2 separate regions of the Mus musculus genome follow, and region 2 is linked to region 1. The links are chromatin loops, found by intact Hi-C in ENCODE. Cell type or tissue: heart. All regions are shown on one strand. Each heading gives the region's core, and the rest is flanking DNA. Links, peaks and the distances in the headings are about the cores only.

Region 1 (8,000 bases), core at 1-8,000:
TACCTGAAAGACTTCAAAGAAATTCTTGCACACTAATGTTTATTACAATGCTATTCATAATAGCTAAGTAATAAAACCACCTAAGGGTTCATCATCAAAAGTACGGTACTTATGCACAACGGGAGTCTTTTAAAGACAAGTTTTATGTAGCCTGACTACTTTTGAACTTGCTTTAGAGCTGAAGATCACCTTGAACTTCCGATCCCATCACTTCCATCTCACCAGTGCTGGAATTACAAATATTCATTGCCACATCTAGTTCATGAGATAGTAGGATTTGAACCCAAGGCTTTGGTAAGTATTCTATCAAAGGAGCTAATTTCCCTGCCTACACAATGGAATTTTTTTTTTCAGTCATAAAGAACAAAGATGCTATCTGCAGAAAAATGGATGCAGGCAGGGCTACGACATTAAGTCTACCTTAGACAAATATCACATTTTATCTCATTACTGATTTCTAGATTTTATATTAGTACATAAAACACGTATGTATATATGACCTGAAAGCAGAAGCAAAACTGTATAGGGGACAAAGGGGAGAAACCAGGGTACAGAGAAGAGGGTGGGAGACATGTTGGAAAAATATGCTCAAAACTAAAATAAAGTTGAACAGAGAAAAAACCTATTTTAGGAGGTGAATCTTATGAAAAAAATGTATTCTTTTACAATTTTGGAAAAATCTTTCTTTATATGCATACTTTTGTACTCTTTTTTATTTTTCTAATCTACTTTGATTTTTACTCTACTTTTTCATTTTTTTGATTGGCATACAAAGAAATGGGCTTCATTGTGACATTTTATAGATATGCATATATTATAATGTTTTGTTCTTATTTACAACCCTTCTTCCTGTCATTCTCCTGTCCTGCCTCCCTGGTTCCCTTCCTGACTCTAAATACTCCTCCCTTTCTGATTTCATTGACATATATACTCCATGAAAAAGCAAACAGAATGCTAAGTTAAAAATTCACCCCTTCTAGCTCCAGTGGAATAACAGGAGACGGGAGCTGTGTGAATGTTGTTCAAGGATTACTACTGAAAGCTTCAGGTGCTAGCCATGATCTTCAGTCCACATAACCATTATTAAATTTAAAGTAAATCCTTAAAGAAAAATATTAAGCAGCGGTAAGAGGGGAATACAGCTTACCTCCACTTGAAAAAGCTCTCCGGCCCCCTCACAGTCGTTGGATGTGAGTACTGGGGTATGAATGTGCACAAAGCCATTGTCCTGGAAGAGAAGGAGAACTCTTCAGTACATCTGTATGTGAAAGAACCCCAAGACCCAATGCTGTGTTTTACTATTAAAATGGCACCAACATCCTGCTGTCATGCAGCTCTCCACAACTCTCCAAATACAACACGGTTCAAAGATCAGGCAAGTGGGGTTTTTTTTGTTTATGGGTGTTTGAGAGGGGTTTGCTATGGAATGCGACAGGCTGGCCTTGAATTCTTGATCCTCCTGTCTCTCAGCCTCTTGTGCTGGGTTTATATGCATTCATTATCATACTTGGAGAGTTGAATGCTTAATTATACTTAGAAGCATACAAAAACTTCAAATATATAACAGACTTAGATGTACCTTGTCTAACTACTTAATTTCAAAAATAAGCAATCCCTATTCTAGAGAGATCTCCTGAATTTCCAAGTTAGGCAACTAGTCAGTAGCTAGGCCAGGGGTAGAGCACAGGCTCTTTAGCGATGATCTCTCTCTCTCTCTCTCCCTCCCTCCCTCCCTCCCTCCCTCCCTCCCTCTTTGTGTCTGTCTCTGTGCCTGTCTGTCTGTCTGTCTCTCTCTAATGCTATTTCTCCTGCTCAGTCCTGACATAATGAGGATAATCTTTCATCCAAGGCTATTGTGGAATGGCATTGCCCACACTGCTAACAGAATGCCAATGAACAATATGAAGTTATCTTGAAATGAAGCCTCAGCAGTAAGGAGCCATCAAGAAGGAGAAGATAACGGCTGATAAAAAGGGACTAAAGAGGAAGAGGGAGGAAGGTCTAACAAGTCTCTGTCACTGAATCGATGGTACAGTGCATACTGCACATGACACAGGCAGTGATCGTACTTCCCCTGCCTATAGAACATTGTGAGGGGAGCAAGCCCATCCATCACAGAGGCGCCCAACTGCAGTCCTTCCGATCAAAAGTCTGCGACTATTTCCATTAGTGAACCACAAACGCTGTTGCTAGCAGGATTGAAATAACCCATCACCTTCAAGGTTATGCTTCTCTCATTCTGACTATGCATGCAGGCAAAAGGTTACATTCAGAATGGATGTGGCAGGATGGAAGTGCAGACAGCCAAAAGAAACTTTACAGTATACAGGCAGAATGCTATCTACTTAATGCAGAACTTCAGCCTTGAAATCAATACAATAAATTCATGCATCTGCATCCTTGCCAGGTTCTGCCTATCTTGAGTAGAACGTAAAAACATCTTTAGGCATAATCAGAGGAAGACCTTCCAAGTATGACCCTCTCTGAATTCAAGAGTTCTGACCACAAAAGAAATTATTTAACCAACAACTTACATAGATATGGACTGGTTAAACATTCAAGATATAAATTACGGCTTCCAGAAATTATTCAAATATGCACTTAACCTAAAAGCAGCGTGCTTAAAGGTGCCGCACACAGCACACTAGAAAGGATCAATGAAACACAATCAATACGATTATTGCATAAAAACTGTATTTCTTATGAACCAAGAATTATGGACATGAATCATTTATTCCATGTGAGTGCAGGCAACTCTGAGCATGAGCACAGTAAACAAAGAAAGGAAGTGAAAAATCCAAAGGAAACGAGGGTGGGAGAAGAAACGTAACGGCCGGCCGACTACAGTTGCCAGCTCCAGCGCTGGGGAGCTGCCGTGTGAAGCAGCAGCAGATGCGAGGTAAACAACACGGAGCTGACAGAACACGGGCGTCAAGCTGCTCCAGGAGGCCATCAGTTTGCAAGTTTTAATGCTGCCAGCAAAGCTCACCAAATCCATTACCAACGCTATAACAGGGCAAACCCAAAGTTAGGGCAGTACAAGCAGCACAAGCGAAGTCTGAGGAAGACAGTGGGCGAGAAAGGCAGATCCGACGAAGAGTGAGCGCAAGGGGAGGTGGATGCGCAGTGTCCGCCTTGACTGAGCCAGTGACTGAGGCCTTCCCAGGACAGGGGCAGCCGGACCGCAGCCCCAGTCTGCACAAAATCATTTTTGATATTCAAACCAAAGAATGACTTAGATGGTTACAGAATCCTAGCTTAGAATAAGATTCAAATCCCCAGTTTTTACTATATTAACAAATTTGATAGGTCTGGAATTTATGAAATTTTAACATCTTTTATAAGCTTACAGTAATAAATCAAAGAAACAATATCAAATACTAGGTAATATGCAACCATTATTAATAAGTACAACAATGGCCCTTTTTGTGGGTTTCTGAGACATAATCTTACTATGCAGCCCTGGTTGAAGTGATAATTACTAACCACAACTTCTGGCAAGCCTGCCTCAGTGTCCTTAGTACTTGAGATTACAGCCATGAACCAACACACTCTGGCTCTAGTGACTTCTTGAAAATATACATTTCAAAGTGTCATGTACACAAGCAGACACCACAAAATGAAACATTAGGATTATATGTTTTTAATATAATTAAAAACTTTAAAGTGAGAAGCTGGGGAGATGGTTTGGCCAGTGCTAAGAGCATGCTTGTTCTTCCAGAGGACCTGGGTTCGAGTCACTACACCTACATGGTGCTCACCAACATCCCTTTCTTCACTCTGGTTCCTGGGGGCCTCAAGCCACATCCTGGCATTCGAGGCCTTAGAATGCATGCGCTGCACACACATACATACAAGCAAAACACACATACACATCAAATATATATTTTTTAAAAACTAAAAGGTAAATTTACAGCATTTAAGTGTCTTGACTTTATAACTATTAACAATGCTAAAATTACTTCCAACCATTTAATTGTTTTTCTTATGTCAGATTTTTATAGTCTGCTCTATATTTTAAATTATTTTCAGATTTTATGAAAGCTCAAAATAATAAAGAAATATACAAAAGTAGGTAAAGTTTACTTGTCAGTGGATTGATGGCTTGTCAATAGCACCATCTAGTGGCCAAAACTATATAAAACTGTTCTAAAGCAGGTCTCTTCTCAGTTATTTAAAGTGTGGGACACACACACACACACACACCACCACTGCCGCCACCCTTTCTCTTTAGCTCTAGAGAGATTTTATATTTGTCTGGGTCAAGTACTATTAAAAGTCATATAAAAGGTGAATAAATAAATTTAGGAGATGACATGTAAATAGGCCCTTTTAAAGTATAATGGGATAAAATTGCATACTTATAATTTACTTTCCTCTGTTTAATCAAAACTATTTGCCTTAAAGCTATGATGCTCTTTGGTAGTCTTCCAGAAATGAGCTCTAGTGGACCTTTCCAAGAAGCAAGAAGTGTCCTGGTGAGGCAGAACGAGACTGACACAGGAAAATAGCACAGGCTTTATCTACTGGCTCACCACTGTCCTCCCACAAATATGACCAAAGTGGGAGACTGGATCCACCCTCTTCTCTGAACACTGTCAAGGAACTGTCAAGAGTCTGCAGAAACAAAATGGCTGCAGTTCAAAGGGCAGAATCTCAGACATGTGGGAACCAGATGGCTAGAGTGCTGCCCAGGTGTGTCAGGTACAGAACTGATTAGCACAAGACAGAAGAAACTATGCAAAGTTGTGAACAGAATAGTCCACAGAGATTGGCAGAGACAGGGACCAGTATTTGCTTGTTGGCTGGATGCTCACACAGCCAGATAGAATAATCAGGAAGGCTTGCCTCTATCAGTGTGGGGCAACCACTTTGGGAGTCAAATGACCCTTTCACAAAAAACACAGATATTTGCATTATGATTCACAACAGTAGCAAAATTACAGTTATGAAGTAGAAACAAAAATAATTTTATGATTGGGGGGGTCACCACAACATGCAGAACTGTATTATAGGGTCACAGCCTTAGGAAGGTTGAGGCCTAGACCATAACAAATAATCAGTAGTACACTGAGCCCTCTTTTAGACATGATAGACCAAAAGTACTGAATAGTTTTCAAGTAACTTAATGATATACCAGAACACAAACTGAGAACCTTTATAAATACCCTGTACTCACAAGGTAAAATCCACATCATCTGGTAGCAACTGAAAATCAAAAGGATACAAAGAGGAAAAATGCAACAGATTAATCAAAACTAACTTATAGGTGAGGCATTAAACATATATAAGTTCATAATTTTAAAACTAAACCTGTGTTCTGTATTTGAAGCTTCTGATTTGCATCTGCACAGATTTATATCTGTGCCCAGGAGTGGACCCTGTGCTACAGCCCTCCACACCCCAAACACACCCAAGACAGCGTGACCCCCAGAAGCTCTGACACACCCAGGCTTACAGGCTCACAGGCAGGACAGGCTCCAGCCAGAGCCAGCAAAGCCAGTTAACATCAGAGATAAACAGATGGTGAGAGACAAGCTCAAGAACACAAGCAACAGAAACCAATGCTACTTAGTATCAGAAGCCAGTTCTCCCACCACAGCAAGCCCTAGATATCCCAACACACCAGAAAAGCAAGATTCTAATCTAAAAATCCCATCTCATGATGATGACAGAGGACTTTAAGAAGGACATAAACCCTTAAAGAAATACAGGAGAATGCAGGTAAACAGCTAGAAGCCCTTAAAGAGGAAACACAGAAATCCCTTAAAGAAATACAGGAAAATACAACCAAACAGGTGAAGGAATTGAACAAAACAATCTAGGATCTAAAGATGGAAATAGAAACAATAAAGAAATCACAAAGGGAGACAACCCTGGAGATGGAAAACCTAGAAATTTTCAGGAGTCATAGATTCAAGCATCACCAACAGAATACAAGAGATAGAAGAGAGAATCTCAGGTGCAGAAGATACCATGGAAAACATTGACACAACAGTCAAAGAAAATACAAAATGCAAAAAGCTTCTAATGAAAAACATCAGGAGATCCAAGACACAATGAAAAGACCAAACAATAAGAACAATAGGTATAAGAGAGTGAAGATCCCCAACTCAAAGGGCAAGCAAACATCTACAACATAATTATAGAAGAAAACGTCCCTAACCTAAAGAAAGAGATGCCCACGAACATACAAGAAATAGATCTGACCAGAAAATAAATTCCTCTCATCACATAATAATCAAAACACCAAATGCACGAACAAAGAGAAAGTATTAAAAGCTGTGAGGGAAAAAGGCCAAGTAACATATAAAGGCAGACCCATCAGAATTACACCAGACTTCTCACCAGAGACTATGAAAGCCAGAAGAGCCTGGACAGATGTTATACAGACCCTAAGAGAACACAAATGCTAGCCCAGACTACTATACCCAGCAAAAATTTCAGTTACCATAGATGGAGAAACCATAGCTATTCCGTGACAAAATTTAAATAGTATCTTACCCAGCCCTACAAAATAGAAGGAAAATTCCAACAAAAGGAGGGAAACTACACCTAAGGAAAAGCAAGAAATTAATCTTCTCACAACAAACCCAAAAGAAGAGAGCCACACAAACATGATTCTACCTCTAACAAAGAAGCAACAATCACTGGTCCTTAATATCTCATAATATCAATGGACTCAATTCCCCAATAAAAAGACACAGAATAACAGACTGGATACATAAACAGAACTCAGCATTTTGTTGCATACAGGACACTTCAGTGACAAAGACAGACACTATCTCAAAGTAAAGGGCTGGAAAAAATTTTCCAAGCAAATGGTCCCAAGAAATAAGCTGGAGTAGCCATTGTAATATTGATAAAATCGACTTTCAACCAAAAGTTTTCAAAAAAGATGAGTAAGGACACTTCAACTTATCAAAAGAAAAATCTACCAAAATGAACTCTCAATTCTGAATATCTATGCCACAAATGCAAGAATACCCACATTTGAAAAAGAAATGTTACTAAAGCTCAAAGCACACATTGAACCTCATGCAACACTCTCATCAATGGACAAGTCATGGAAACAGAAACTAAACAGAGACACAGTGAAACTAACCGAAGTTATAAACCAAATGGATTTAACAGATATAGCTGAAGGGGTGCAGGAAGCCTTTCTCACAGAACACCCCCTCCCCTCCCCAGCTTTTCAGAGAGGGCCCAATCTGGCACGGAAATATTGCTATCCCATTTTCATGGTAGCACTCCCTAACGAACACCCCCACACACAACCCCCCTGGGAGTGACAGATGCCTGCTTAAGAATAAACATCCCTCAGCCCAGTGTTGCAGGGGCTAGCACTTCCCAGTGCAGGTGGTGCCTGTCCTTGGGAGAATTGAAGACTAAGCATTCTTGAAGAGATAATAAGTGCCTCACATTTGGGCCATGAGAGGAGGGCAATTAAGCGTTTCCAGACAGCTGTGGCCAGTTTGTAAAAAAACAAAAACAAAACAAAACAAAACCATACTAGTTCCTGATAGGACCATAAAGTTACTTCCCTGATAGGACCTTAAAGACTCTTCCCAGGTCAGAAGAGTACCCCTTCCCAGTTGCAGGATCCTGCCCCCCTGCCTGAACAATCATGTTTGAAGGATAACTTCCCTTGTCACCTCCCCCATAGCCCCTTCATCCCGAAGACTAAGAATCCCTGTTTATGCCTGTATAAAATCAGCAAGGCCCTAGACATAGGGTTGCACTCCTATCCTGGGCAGTAGGAAGGTTTGCAATCCGAGTCTGACTGGAATAAAAAGGCTCTTTTGTTTCACTACATCAGGTCAGCAGTTCTTAGAGTTCTTCTGGGAATCCCACGAGCTGGGAATAACAATATCTACAGAACATAACAATATCTACATAACATTTCACCCTAAATCAAAAGAATATACCTTCTTCTCAGCACTTCATGGTACCTTCTCCAAAACTGACCATATAATTGGTCACAAAACAAGCTTCAACAG
Region 2 (13,301 bases), core at 2,885-10,884, 390 kb before region 1:
ATAGTCCTGCTCTCTTAGAGTGTGGGTGACCACTACACAATAACTTCAAGCCCTAACTCCTGGCGTGGAGTGGTTATTGAAAAGCAAAGCGTATCATTCTGTCTTTCTGTAGACATCCTGGTTTCCCTTTGGAGTGGTTTCCTTAACTCTTGAGGGGTTTCTCCTTGCCAAGGTTGCCCTTCACAGTAAAGCATAACTATTAAAAATGAAGGCTTGGGGGTGGGGTGCAGATGTCTCGCTTGATGCTCTGTAGAAGACCCAGGTTCAGTTCTTACCACCATCATAACTCCAGTACCAGAGGACCCAACGCCTTCTTTTGACCTCCAAGGGCACCAGGCATCCACATGGTGGACACACAGATATTCACACTGGTAAACACTCATAAAATAAGTAAATCTAAAAAAAAATATTTAAAGAAAGAAGACTTGCAGCCGACTCTGTTGTGTGGGGTCTTGGCTCATGGAGGCGTGGTCAGCTGCTGGGCGCATGGTTTACTTTTTCCACAGTTCTGTTCTCATGACGTGAGGAAGATGTCAGTACGCACCCCTCAGTATTGTTTAGTGAAGTGTGTTATGAGATGGTGTACTGACTAGTTTTGTGTCAACTTGACACAGCTGGAGTTATTACAGAGAAAGGAGCTTCAGTTGAGGAAATGCCTCCATGAGATCCAACTGTAAAGCATTTTCTCAATTAGTGATCAAGGGGGAAAGGCCCCTTGTGGGTGGGACCATCTCTGGGCTGGTAGTCTTGGTTCTATAAGAGAGCAGGCTGAGCAAGCCAGTAAAGAGCATCCCTCCATGGCCTCTGCATCAGCTCCTGCTTCCTGACCTGCTTGAGTTCCAGTCCTGACTTCCCTTAGTGATGAACAGCAGTATGGAAGTGTAAGCCGAATACACCCTTTCCTCCCCAACTTGTTTCTTGGTCATGATGTTTGTGCAGGAATAGAAACCCTGACTAAGACAGATGGGAACACCCAGGATCTCCTAGCATATAGCACCATGTTACCATTAGCTATTGTTACTATTAGTACTTGACCATCTCCCCTCCCCTCTCCCCTCCCCCTCCCCCTCCCTCTCCCCTCCCCTCCCCCTCTCCTCTCCCTCTCCTCCCTCTCCCTCTCTTCCCTCTCCCTCTCCCTTCCCCCTCTTCACCCCCCTCAGAATTCTTGTTAGCCTCATGCTTCCTCAGAATCTCCAGCTGTTGCTCTGTTACTTTATTTTCTAACCCTTCTTTTCTCCTCTTCATATCCAAACTACAGTTCTTACTAGACCTCTGTTGAGGTTTCTGCTTCCACGATAGGCCGCACATTTTTGGGAAACACAGCCATGTCAATGTTTACCTTGACGGGCATGGAGACTCATGGATGCAATCCTGGTACTTAGGAGGCTGACTCAGGAGGACTGCCACAAGTTCAAGGCATGCCTAGGCTACATAGTAAATGCTAGGCTAGCCTGGGCTTCAGATTAAAGTTCAGTTTCAAAAAACCAGAGTAAAAAAACCAACCAAACAAAAAAAATGTGTACCTTACCTGTGCTCCATGCACTGAGCTGAATGCTTGCTTTGTAAGGATTGACTCAGTAGTGAGCTTCAGAGCCTCCTGCCTTTACTCCCCAAGTGCTGGACTTGAAGGTAGTACCACCATGCCCACTTTATTTGGTGGTAGGGGTTGAATCCAAGGCTTCCAGAATACTAGGCAGGCATGCTATTAACTGAGCTGTATCTCCAGTCTAGGCTGGTCTTGAACTTACAGCCTTTCCATATGAGCCTCCCAGGTACTGACACTGCAGGTGTGCACCCAATTAATATGTTAATTAACATATAATTTTAAATATTGGAGAGGTATGTGAATATATTGTAGACTGATGATATGAAGCTAAAACTTATTTCATGTAGTCAGAATGTCTAAAATTTGATCTCTTAAATTTCAAATATAAAGTATGTTCTTTTGTCACCATTTTTTTTTTACCTGCTGAGCCATCTGCTGGTTCTTATATATTTCTTAAAATATTATTTACTTACTTCATCTTTGTGTGTGTGTGGATTCAGAGAACCACCTCAGGAGTCAATTCTTGCTTTCTTTTCATGGGAGAGTTTTCTTGGGGATTACAGTTGTGTACTACTGCATCTGGCTTTTTCATACGGGCTCCAGAGATCTGAGTTCAGGTTGCCAGGCCTATGCAGCAAGCACATTTCCCTGCTCCCTCCTCCAAACACCCCCTTCCCCACGGCTGGGCTGGGGGTACTCACAGGCACTAAGATAAATAAATTTTAAGATAAAGTAATTATTTAATTACTTTATCTTATTTTTATTATTTATTTATTATTTATTTATTATTATTTATTATTTTACATATTTCTTTATCTATCTCTATCATCTACCTATATGTCTGTATGTCTCTCTGTCTGTCTGTGTGCATAGGCATGCCACACTCAGAGGCCAACCAGTGGAATTCAGTTCTCTTTTTATAGCCTATGGGTTCTGAGGATCAAACTCAGGTTACCACGTTTGTTGGCAAGTTCCCTTAGTGGCTAAGCCATTTCACCACTCCCAAATATAATTAAGCAGATAAATACATGTGAAGGTGCCACTGAGGAAGACACCCAGTGTTGACCTCTGGCCTCCAAACACTCGTGTACACACACACACACACACACACACACACACACACACACACACACACACACACACACAAGTTCATGTATGCACAAACAAGAAATAAAGCTAATAGAGTGAGGCTGGAGAGATGGTGCAGAGGTTAAGAGCGCTGACTGCTCTTCCAGAGGTCCTGAGTTCAATTTCCAGCAACCACATGGTGGCGCATAACCTTCTCTGATGAGATCTGGTGCCCTCTTCTGGCCTGCAGGTATACCTGCAGGCATAATGCCGCATGTATAATACATAAACCTTAAAAAAAGTGAGTAGAGCAAATATATTTGTGCATAGACCACAAATATGCAAGGATATCTGTAAGATGAATTCCTATCAAGTGCAAGTGTTGCATTAGAGGGTCTGCACAGTTGGAAAAGAAACAGTACCGTTTGTTTTTCCCAGAGATGGCATTAGTTTGCTGCCTGCCGGTACTGACAGTGTGAGTGCTTGCTTCACCCGACCACACTGCCACTTTGGATTTAACCTATTTGTTTACTACCTTCTAACTACCAAAAGAACACATGAAACACCTCCACCATAACAGTCGTTTTTTTCTGAGTAAGAATCACAGATTTGCTTGGGTTTTATCTTTCTGATAGTGGGGCTGGATCTTCTGTCCTATCCTGTGGGTTGTACTCAGAGGGCTCGGGGCAGGTGACTGACCACAGGACTCAACCAGAATAGCTTCAGGTTGCCTGGGTAATTGAGACCCAGGCTGGTGCCCTGCCTCATAATGGAAATGCAAACAAGCCAAGTTCTATAATGGAGCACAGAGCCCTTGCCGGGAAACCACAAATTGCTGACTTGCTCCTGCAAAGATTATTCAGAAGCCAAGTCCAGAAATTCTAAAGACACATAAAAGCTGGGTTGGAGGAGGACTTGCATTTAGAAGAGAAGCCAGTAGCAATGGCTTTGGTGGTGCTTCCTAGAGAGACAGTGAGAAGCCATGGCCCTTCGCCACTCCTGATGGTCCCAGGACACTCAGGGTCCCTCCAGGAAGGATCCTGGCAGTGTCTCCATAGATAACGCTAGGGCTACGCATAGTGCAGATCCCGATTTGGTCACTCACCAGATCTCTGACCTTGGCGTGTGATATATTTTAAGGAATCTATGTCTCAGATATCCCCTTTCTTTGCTTCAGCTTTCTCAGCCATACATTGTTTGTTATAGCACCTGTCTTAGAAGGTCATTGTAAGAGTCAATTGGATAATTATGTTTGTATATGACTTAGCAAGATGTGTTGCTCTTTACAATGGCCTAATGTCATTACTATTAATAATAATTAATAAACAAGAGGGACCCAGGAAGGGATGTAAGGGGAAAAGTGTTTGGAGAAGGAACTGACTGACTGAGCTAGGTTTTGAAGAATCAAGATGGCTCGACACATTGGAATGAATGAAGTTTGTGTACAAAGGACTCACTTCCCTTGCCCCAGACCGCACACAGCGCCAGAGTCTTTGGAGCAAGACAATGCAGAAGAACGTCAGGGGTGAAAGGTGGCACTTACCCCACTGTGAAGAGTGACCAGGAGTACTGGCTCAAGTGGTACTGACAATGGCTCGGGCATTTATGGTTAAACTGAAGTGTGGGGTGTGGCACAGCAGCAATTCCTGTGCAATAAAAACACTTTCCTTAACATGAATCTCTTTCAAGAAGACTTGAACCCCAGTCTTCAGAAGGAGCCATGTATTGTACTTGGTTCTAGATTTCACACTTTTTGAAACCAGAGGAGCAAGCTCTGACCATCTCCCACCGCAGTTGGTGGTGTTTATTATTTATTTCTCCTTTTCCTTTCCTTCTTCTTAGTTGTTGTCTTATTATTGTTATTGTTATTATTATTATTATCATTATTATTATTATTATTATCAGGTCTCACTTTGTAGCTCAGGCTGGCTAGCCTTGAAGTCATTATTGAAGACCAGAATGGCCTTCTCCTGCTTTAGACTTTTGAATGCTAGAATTTTAATAAAACTGTCTATGTCTCAAATATACCCTCCCCAGCCACCTCCTGTAACTTGACACAGTCTTCCAGGGTCTACCCCTAGCCCTTTATTACCATGAAGCTATGGACTGAGAGTTTTCATCCCAGACCAATATTCACATTAAGACCTTAATCTCTCCTCTTCTCTCCTCTCCTCTCCTCTCCTCTCCTCTCCTCTCCTCTCCTCTCCTCTCCTCTCCTCTCCTCTCCTCTCCTCTCCTCGATTCCTCCTCTCCTCGCTTCCTCCTCTTCTCTCCTCTTACTCTCTTCTTCTCTTTCCCTCTTGACTCTCTAACTTTTCTTCTCTCTCTCTCTCCTTTTCCACCTTCTCTCCTCTTGGCCATGGCTGGTCTCTCTCTCCTCTCTCTCTCTCTCTCTCTCTCTCTCTCTCTCTCTCTCTCTCTCTCTCCCTTACCTTTTCTTTTCCCCCTGCCTTTCCATAATAAAGCTCTAAAACCATAAAAAAAAAAAGACCTTAATCTACTCCCATGCTTATTGTATTTGGAAATAAGCCTTTGGGAGGCGAGTAAGCCATGAGAGTAGAACTCCTCATGGGATACGATTAGTGGAATGGTGGTGTTTGCAAACCCAGAAGTGGGGCCTCACTAAACACCACACCTGGTGTGGTCAGTACCTGGATCTTAGACTTCTCAACCTCCAGAACTATGAGAAATATGTGTGTATTTCTTAAGTTATCTAACTTATGCTATTTTTATTATATAGCAGTCAAAATCTACTAAGACAGTATTTAGTCTCTTTCATAGATGGAAGTGTAAATGTAGCCCATGGCCCAGCATGCCATGATATCAAAACCAGGTTGCTCTTCTGTTGTCGCCCATCATCCTGGGGCTGCAGTCTTCATAGTGTGGTCTCTGATGACTGCTACTACATACACCTGACATTTCAGGTAGCAGAAGAAAGGGAGGTATAGAAAGAAAGTCATATTCCTTCACAATAGAGACATTTCCCAGAAAAGTTTCACATCCATCTATCTATCTATCTATCTATCTATCTATCTATCTATCTATCTATCTATCTATCTATCCATCCATCCATCCATCCATCCATCCATCCATCCATCCATCTATCATGTGAGTGAGTATGTATTTGTGAATTTGTGTTTGTGTGTGTGTGTGTGTATATATGCTATAACAAATGTGTGGAGATCAAAGGACAATTTGCTAGAGACAGTTCTCTTCTTCTACCCATGTGGATACCAGAAATAGAACTCAAGTCATCAGGCTTGGCAGCAAATGCCTTTACCTGCTGAACCATCTTGAAAGCTCCACACCGTCCTTCGGTCATGTGACCAGTTTGCTGTGAGGAAGCAGAGGAATCTGATAACCACAAATGCACGCATATATGTTTGGGGTGAGTCTGGTCAACTACCTGGTTAAAATTTGTGCTAATAGTGAAAAAGTTAGGTGGGACGGGCTGTCCTTTCCTTAGTTGCCTCTGATGAGTTGCTCATATTTCAGTAACTGAGCCCCATTTCTGCACATGCAAGCAACCATAGTTAAGCTTAGTGGATCCAAAACAACAAAAGGCATCAAAGCCAGAGAGGCTTGCTGGGGGAAAGAAGGAGCAGTGGGGAATGAGATGGGCCATGGGGGTGAAAATGCTCCTACTCAGTGTATACATGCATGGAACTGTCAAATAGTAGAAGTTTAAGAGGCATGGGAAAGACAGCCTTGAACTTGCCACCCTGCTCCTGCCTCCTCGGGGACAGGATTACAGGTGTGTGCCACCATCCCAGGCTTCATGTGGCTCTTTGTTACTTTCCATTTAGTCATCCCTGACCCCCAGGGCAGGTGGTGTGTGGATGACTGAAGTCTGGTGGCAGCTGTGTCGTGTTGAATTATGAGGAGCAGAGGGCTTATCTGCTCACATTTGAATGTAGGCTCCTCAGGGCAAGCCCTCTTTCTGCTATGTAATGGTTGCACGATGAGGAAGGATAGAAACCTGAATGGACAGGGTCCACCAAAATCTTTGCTGTCTTTCCTCACTCAAAAATGCCTTAGCATCCCAGTTGGAGGCAATTACTTAGAGAGAGACTCTGGCTCCAGTTTAGTGATGTGTGCCTGGCTGAATTAACATAGCACACAAAACTCTCCAGAGTTATAAGTGCAACATATGTGTTTGTGCGTGTGTGTATGTTGAATATTATTGAATTAGGGCCTCTCATATGCTAAGTACCCAGTGAATGAGGGAATCAGGCACAGAAGCGACATAACTTGCAAATCCTAGAGCCGTGTCTAGATGCCCAGACCCTTCTCTGCCTCCAGCACTGCTCTTTTGTAACTGTTGTAAACTTGACTTTGCTCTTTCCTTAAAGTTCAGTTCAGATACTCCCCTCCAGACCCTGCCTAGCTCTCCAGCCAGGGAAGGGGGCTGCTCTTCTCCCTGCTTTGCTTCCTTACTGGTTGCTGCCCACCTTGGTCGATGATTTTTCTGAAACTGAATATATCCTAGGCTCGTGCCCCAGTCTCCCTGGCACTCATTACTGTGCTTGGATGGGGAAGGACCTGTTTATATATCTGGCCCCATTGCTTCCCTCACACAGAAACAAGGCCAGAGAGGCAAAACAACAGATCTGCATTACACAGCCTGTCAGAGAAAGAGCCAAGGCCGGGCCCTGGAACTCTTGCCTCCTGCCCCTTGCTGGCTTTCCTACCAGCTCACGGGCATGGGACATTTGGGAAAGTCTTTGAGCCTTTTAACATTAATCTTGGCATTTTATCCCTAAGAGGACTTCTTGGCGCGTGCTGGTGGGAGAATGAGTTTTGGCATTCTTGTCTGGAGTCATGAGGCAACAAGGGCAAACAGACAAACAATCCTGAGATGTATTCTGCTGACCCAGTCCTCAAACACATGAGAACAAACCACTCCAGACTCTAGCTGGGGACTGGCCAGCAGGGCACTGACTCAACTTGGACAGAACTCACCAAGCAGGTCCTCCTTCCTCTTTCCGTTGGAGAGGAAGTTTTCTTCTGGCTTGTCTGGATTTATATGTATTTTTTCTTTTTAAGACAGAGTCTCTCTATGGAGCCCTGGCCATCCTGGAGCTCACTATGTAGATCAGGCTGGCCTCAAACTCACAGGGATCCAAGTGCTAGGACTCATGCCTAACTAGAAAAATCTTTCAAGCAAAGCAGAAAGCATGCAGATTTTAGCAGCCTCTAGAGTATCAATGGGAGCTCCAGGTATGGTTTCCCTTGCTCTGCCTCATTGTGTCCTGGGACCTGGGCATGGTTTGCAGCGCAGAAAACGGGAGTGCAAGATTCTCCCTCCCTCTTGGCCTCCTTCCAGTTCCTTCTCCTCTCACAGGGCTTCTAGGACAAAGTAATTAAGGCTGGACAGCTTAAACAAAGGCAGATGATTTCCTCATTTCTCCAGAGTCTTGGGGCCCTTGAACAAGGTGTCAGCAGGGTTGATTTTTTTGAAGGCCTCTCTGCTTGGCTGGCTGATGGCCAGCTTCATGGCCTAGGTGGGAGAATGGGTGGCGATAAGATGGTAAACTCAGGAAGAAGTGAGCCTAAACAGTGCAGGGAACTGCACAGACTCACAGTGAGGGTTTTAGCTAGGCCACGACGGATTTTACTTCACCTATGACAACGGCAAGACACAAGCTGATTTTATGTTCTATCACATAGGAATAGAAGCTGATAATTAGACTCTTAATTGTTAAGTTTTATCCTGATTTTATTGATACTGGAATTTGAGACAAATATATGTATTGATCGATGAGAGATAGTATGTCTAGTTTTCTGGCTCTTGGCAGCAAGATCTACTTAAGAAGGAGCGGTGTGGGTATTTGGGTGGAGCCTAAGAGTCTGGCTGATATTCAATATCAGGTTTCTGCAAAGGAGTAGAAGGTGTAGGGTCAGGCTGGCAATCACTGGCAGAACTATCCAAATCTGGCTGTTAGGGAAATCTAAGCACTGCTTATGTCCCACTTGAGTTTTGGTGGGTCCTAGGAAATGAACCTATGGCTTTGAGTTCTTGTTTCAGAGCTACTACTCACTGACCAAGGGGTTGAAAGGAGAAAGGCTTCCAAGTATGAAGAGAAGCTTTTATGTACAGCATAGTGGGTAAGAGAGGAGAGGCGTCAGGGGCCCTGGAGTCTGGCCTTGCGAAATTTACCGAGCTGAGGACCTCCCATGGCTACAGCTGCCTGGAGAGAAAAACAAAGAATGCAGGCAGGAGGCAGTCGCACTCTCTGTGGCAGCACAGGCTGGCCTCAGCTGGTCATCTTCCCGACTGCAGGCATTTTCATGTCCATTTCTACACACCGCCATCGAGACTGAACAGGACAGTGCTGCTGTTTCAAGGTGCGCGGCAGAGCCAGGATCCAAACTTTCTCTGTTGGACTTTTACAGCAGATCTCTTTCCTCTCCATCTTAAGTGGCCTGTCCCAAGCTTGCTTTCAACTTAGTGTTTTTGATTCTGTGCCAAAAGTAGCCAACAAATGTGACATTCTGGAAAGTCCCTGAAGGTTCTGCTTTCTGTCACCAGCTGATTAAAAATGAGCCTGTTGTCTTCCTCAGCAAAGTTGGGTCTGGGAGCGTTGCTTGTCTACTCTGGCTTCCTGTCAAGGAGGCAGCGACACCATGAGCCACACCCTCACAAAAGCTTCTCGAGGGCTCCTGGTGTGACCTACTCTTTGAGTGACTTCACTTTGCCTGGCCACTTATCCCTATAGCACTTAGTGCAATCCAGTCCACACTGGGAAACACAGTGTAAAATAGTCTTATGATGGCTCATCAACTTAGCATCTTGGTTACACGTTCATGACACAAGATGAAAGGCTGACTGGAAACACAAGAGTCCAGTCCTCTGCCTGACAGATGCCTGAAACCAAACATGGCTTTTTCTGAGCTCTGCTGGGATGTTTCTATGGTAGGAAGGTGATCTTACCATCCAGCTCTGGCTAGAAAAAGACTTCTAGCTCGTAGATAGAATAGCTGCTATGTTGCATTTTGCTGAGGAAGCTTTCAGGCCCAGGACAGTGAAGAGATTCACTCAAAGTCATTTGCAAAAGGAAAGTCTGATTGTGAGCCTTGGCACTGGGCATCCTATTCTGTCCTTGGCTTCACAGTTGAATGGATATAACTTTGAAAGGGGACTCAGTCTGATCAGTTCCTAGGAAGATTTTTTTTCCCCCAACTAGGCCACTTAAATGCTACTTAATTAAATGTAATGTTAGCTAAAAGCATATTATGTGCAGGGCACTGTACTTCAGTGTGACCACAGGCAAGTCATTTCACCTGCTTGCACCCCAGTGTCTTCATCTATGAAACCAGGTGCAGCTACAGCAGCTTCTCTTCAGAGGTTAAATGAGGGCAGAGAGGTAAATTTGGTTGTAAAGAGCGAGGTGATATGTCTCTGGAAGCATCACCAGGCTGGCCAGTCTGCTTTTGAGGTAGGTCCATGCTACATGGAGCCCGCCTCTCTTTCCCACCAGCCTTCCCAAATGTGGCTATATGGGTTTTATGATCTCACAGATCACATCTATGGGATATGTTTGTTGTTTAGCAGAGTTTGCAGATGTCATAGTTTGGGTGGGGGGAACATAATAAACAGAAAGGTTTATAACCAATAGGAGAAAGCCTTGTTTCAGTGCTGAGGATAGGACCTAGGGCTTTGTACATAGTTTGGTGAGTATCCTGGCTCTGAAACAGACCCTAAAGGATACAACTTTTTCCCTCATAGTTTTAGAGGCCATTAAGTCTAAGATTGAGGTACATTACGTATCCATCGAAAAACTATGCATTAAATCAGCTTTCCGTGACTATAAAAAGTATCTGATATAGGTTCTTATGAAATAAAGAGAGATTTGGTTTTTGTAGTCAGGGATAAAACCTAGTGGTTACCTAGCAAGCACAAAGCCCCGGGTTCAATTCCCAGTAACTATCAAGTTTCCTTAGATTGGATATGGTGATCCACGTGTGTAGTCCTAGCACTTAGGATGCTAAGGAAGGATTGTCACTTGGGGGCAAGTCTAGGCTTGCATTGAGAGGCCAACCTGGGCTACATAGCTAACTTGTCTCAAAAAAAAGTTTCCTTTTGAGTGGGGCCTGTGGTGAGGGTAATACATCATGGGAGGAGTACGTGTTAGAAGAAGTTACATCTCAAGTCAGGAAGAAAGGCAGGCAGGCAGATAGAGAGACACAAACCCACAATTCCTTTCAGTGAGCTAAGAACCTCCCACCACTCACCTCTCAAAGGCTCCTGGGAAGCAAGCCTTTCATCCGTGGACTTTTGTGGACCATTTATCATCCGAGGTATTGCTGTTCCCTCCCTGGCTGATACACGGCCATCTTTTCACTGTGCTCTCATGAGGTAGAAAGGGCAAGGGCGTCCTCTCCAGCCTCCCTTAGAAGGTCACTCATCCAATTATGAGTTTCTACCCATGACCCAACCACCTTTTCAAAGGTCTTACCGTAGAAAGCTGACTTCTGCCTGGAAAGAGCTTGTTTTAGTTAGGGTTACTATTGCTGCAATGAAATACAGTAACCAAAAGCACTTGGGAAGGAAAGGGCTTGTTCAGCTCATACGTCCATATTGCTGTTCATCAACAAAAGAAGTCAGGACAGGAACTCAAATGTCAGGAACCCGAAGACAGGAACTGACACAGAGGCCGTGGAGGAGAGTTGCTTACTAACTTGCTTAGCCTGCTTTTTATAGAAGCCAAGACCACCAGCCCAGGGACAGTACCATTCACTACGGGCTGGGCTCTCCCCAGTCAATCACTAATTAAGAAATGCCTTATAAAGCCGGGCAGTGGTGGCGCACACCTTTAATCTCAGTACTTGGGAGGCAGAGGCAGGTGGATCTTTGAGTTCAAGGTCAGCCTGGTCTACAAAGCTAGTTCCAGGACAGTCAAAGCTAAACAGAGAAACATAACCTCACCCCTGCACTCCCCCCACCCCACCCCGCCCCCACCCAAATCTATACAGCCTGATCTGGAGGCATTTTCTCAGTTGAGGCTCGCTCCTCTCTGCTGACTCTGTGTCAAGCTGACACAAGATGAGTCAGCATAGGGCTGTGACTGGTTGATGTCCCTGTGCTACAAGAAAAAGTTCCAGTGGACTTTCCGTCTAAACAGCAAGGCAGAGCTCCTTCACTTACAAGAAAGAGTGGCAGAGATGGAGACATCTTTTTTTTTTTTTTTTTTTTGAGACAGGGTTTCTCTGTGTAGCCCTGGCTGTCCTGGAACTCACTCTGTAGACCAGGCTGGCCTTGAACTCAGAAACCCGCTTGCCTCTGCCTCCCAAGTGCTAGGATTAAAGGTGTGCACCACTACTGCCCGGCAGATGGGGACATCTTACTCTGGGCTCCCGAACTCTGTGAGCCTCTCTTCTCTCCTTTGCAGTGATACCACATTGGTGGCTTGAAATTAATCACTCGAGCGCATTTGTGCCATGGCGACTGGTGCAGGCTACCAACTTTGCCCCAGAGATGTGGCTGTTGATGGTTTATCATTAACACGTTGGGTGAACAACAATGATAAACATCCCCCTGAGGTCCAGGGGGGCTCAAGAGGGTCAGGACTCATCTGGTGAAGAAAGCAGAGCCTATGCAGAGTGCTAGGGACGAGTAGAGGCTTGCTGGGAAGACAAGGAGGTAGAGGGGCAGCCCAGGCAGAAGTGTGAGCTAGCACACCGTGTCCCACGCCTCAGGAGGAAACTGGATATGAAGACGCTTGGAGGTAGCGAAGGGTGTTTATTACATAAATTCAACACAACACTAGGGTCTGGGAGAGAGCACACACCCTTTGTTCTTTAGCTGCATGGATTCCCAGAGGATTTCAAATGTGGCTTAACTAGGCCTATGTCCAGCTCCTAGTAAAAGGGAACCTAGGCCTTGGCAGGCTGAGGGCACCTGGCATAGAGGAGAGTGTCTTGGAATACTCTAGCCTGCCAGAGAATTGGAAAATGGTAAGAGAAGCTTAGAAATGCTGTGGGAATATTGGCAGCAGGGATGCGAGTCAGACACCCGTGGTTCAGATTTGTTACCCATGTGATTGGCTGACAGCACCTCCCTCAAAGTCCATCCAGTCAGCCTTTGGGTCAGGTGGGACCTGGGAGCTGTGGGTGCTCAGTGAGCCTCTGGCGTTGACTGGCCAATCTTTCTCCTCAGTGCCACCAGACTTCTACTCTTGGCCTGTCGTACACTGTCCCAAAGGTTCTGAAGTAGACTGAGGGTACCCAGCTGTCTGGGCAGATGGAGTGGTTAAAGCTAGGATCTTTAGGACCTGACTACCATCCTTTGATAGCTCTGTTTTCAATCCCTCTCCCTCTCCCTCCCTTCTTTTTCTTTTGGGAAATGACCAGAGGGCCACATTTCCCTGCCAATCACTGCCACCAGGCCTGAGGCCCTGGGGACCTAGGCTTCCCAGATGGTCATTGTGAAGAGACTACCCACAAGCTGACCTTGGCTAATCCACCATTCACACAGCCTGTTGGGAATAATTCATAAGAGGAAGCTGAAATTGGGTGAATTCTAATAAATGCTACTCTCCAGCCCATTTAGTGGCTAATAAAACAAGCTGGGGGTGGCTGCACCGAGGTGGAACACTGTGGTGTAAGCAAGAGACATTCCGTAAGTTCTGTGTCTCTAGAGAACCCTGACTAATACAGGACCCAACGGCAAAATAGGATCACGAGG

What was found. Peaks named below come from ENCODE experiments on the same cell type or tissue, not always from the same donor. Only the 100,000 strongest peaks of a DNase experiment are listed, where the experiment ranks them.
Region 2: it touches region 1 in a loop (3-fold over the local background); 5 of 42 quality-filtered maps call a loop at or near these places.

Annotation. Positions count from the first base shown.
Region 1 is chr7:96,966,710-96,974,709 of GRCm38, reverse strand. Nars2 (asparaginyl-tRNA synthetase 2 (mitochondrial)(putative)) reads right to left here. Exons shown (of 14, transcript NM_153591.4): 5 at 1,148-1,228. Among named protein-coding and RNA genes, the nearest start is that of Nars2, 19 kb to the right of the region's middle. In heart, for the core only: a CTCF peak has its summit at 4,119 (motif pointing left); no DNase peak of the experiment used is centred there.
Region 2 is chr7:97,351,191-97,364,491 of GRCm38, reverse strand. No RefSeq gene overlaps it. Among named protein-coding and RNA genes, the nearest start is that of Alg8, 14 kb to the left of the region's middle. In heart, for the core only: no CTCF peak of the experiment used is centred there; DNase peaks (open chromatin) are centred at 7,521 and 9,211; H3K27ac peaks cover 427 bases.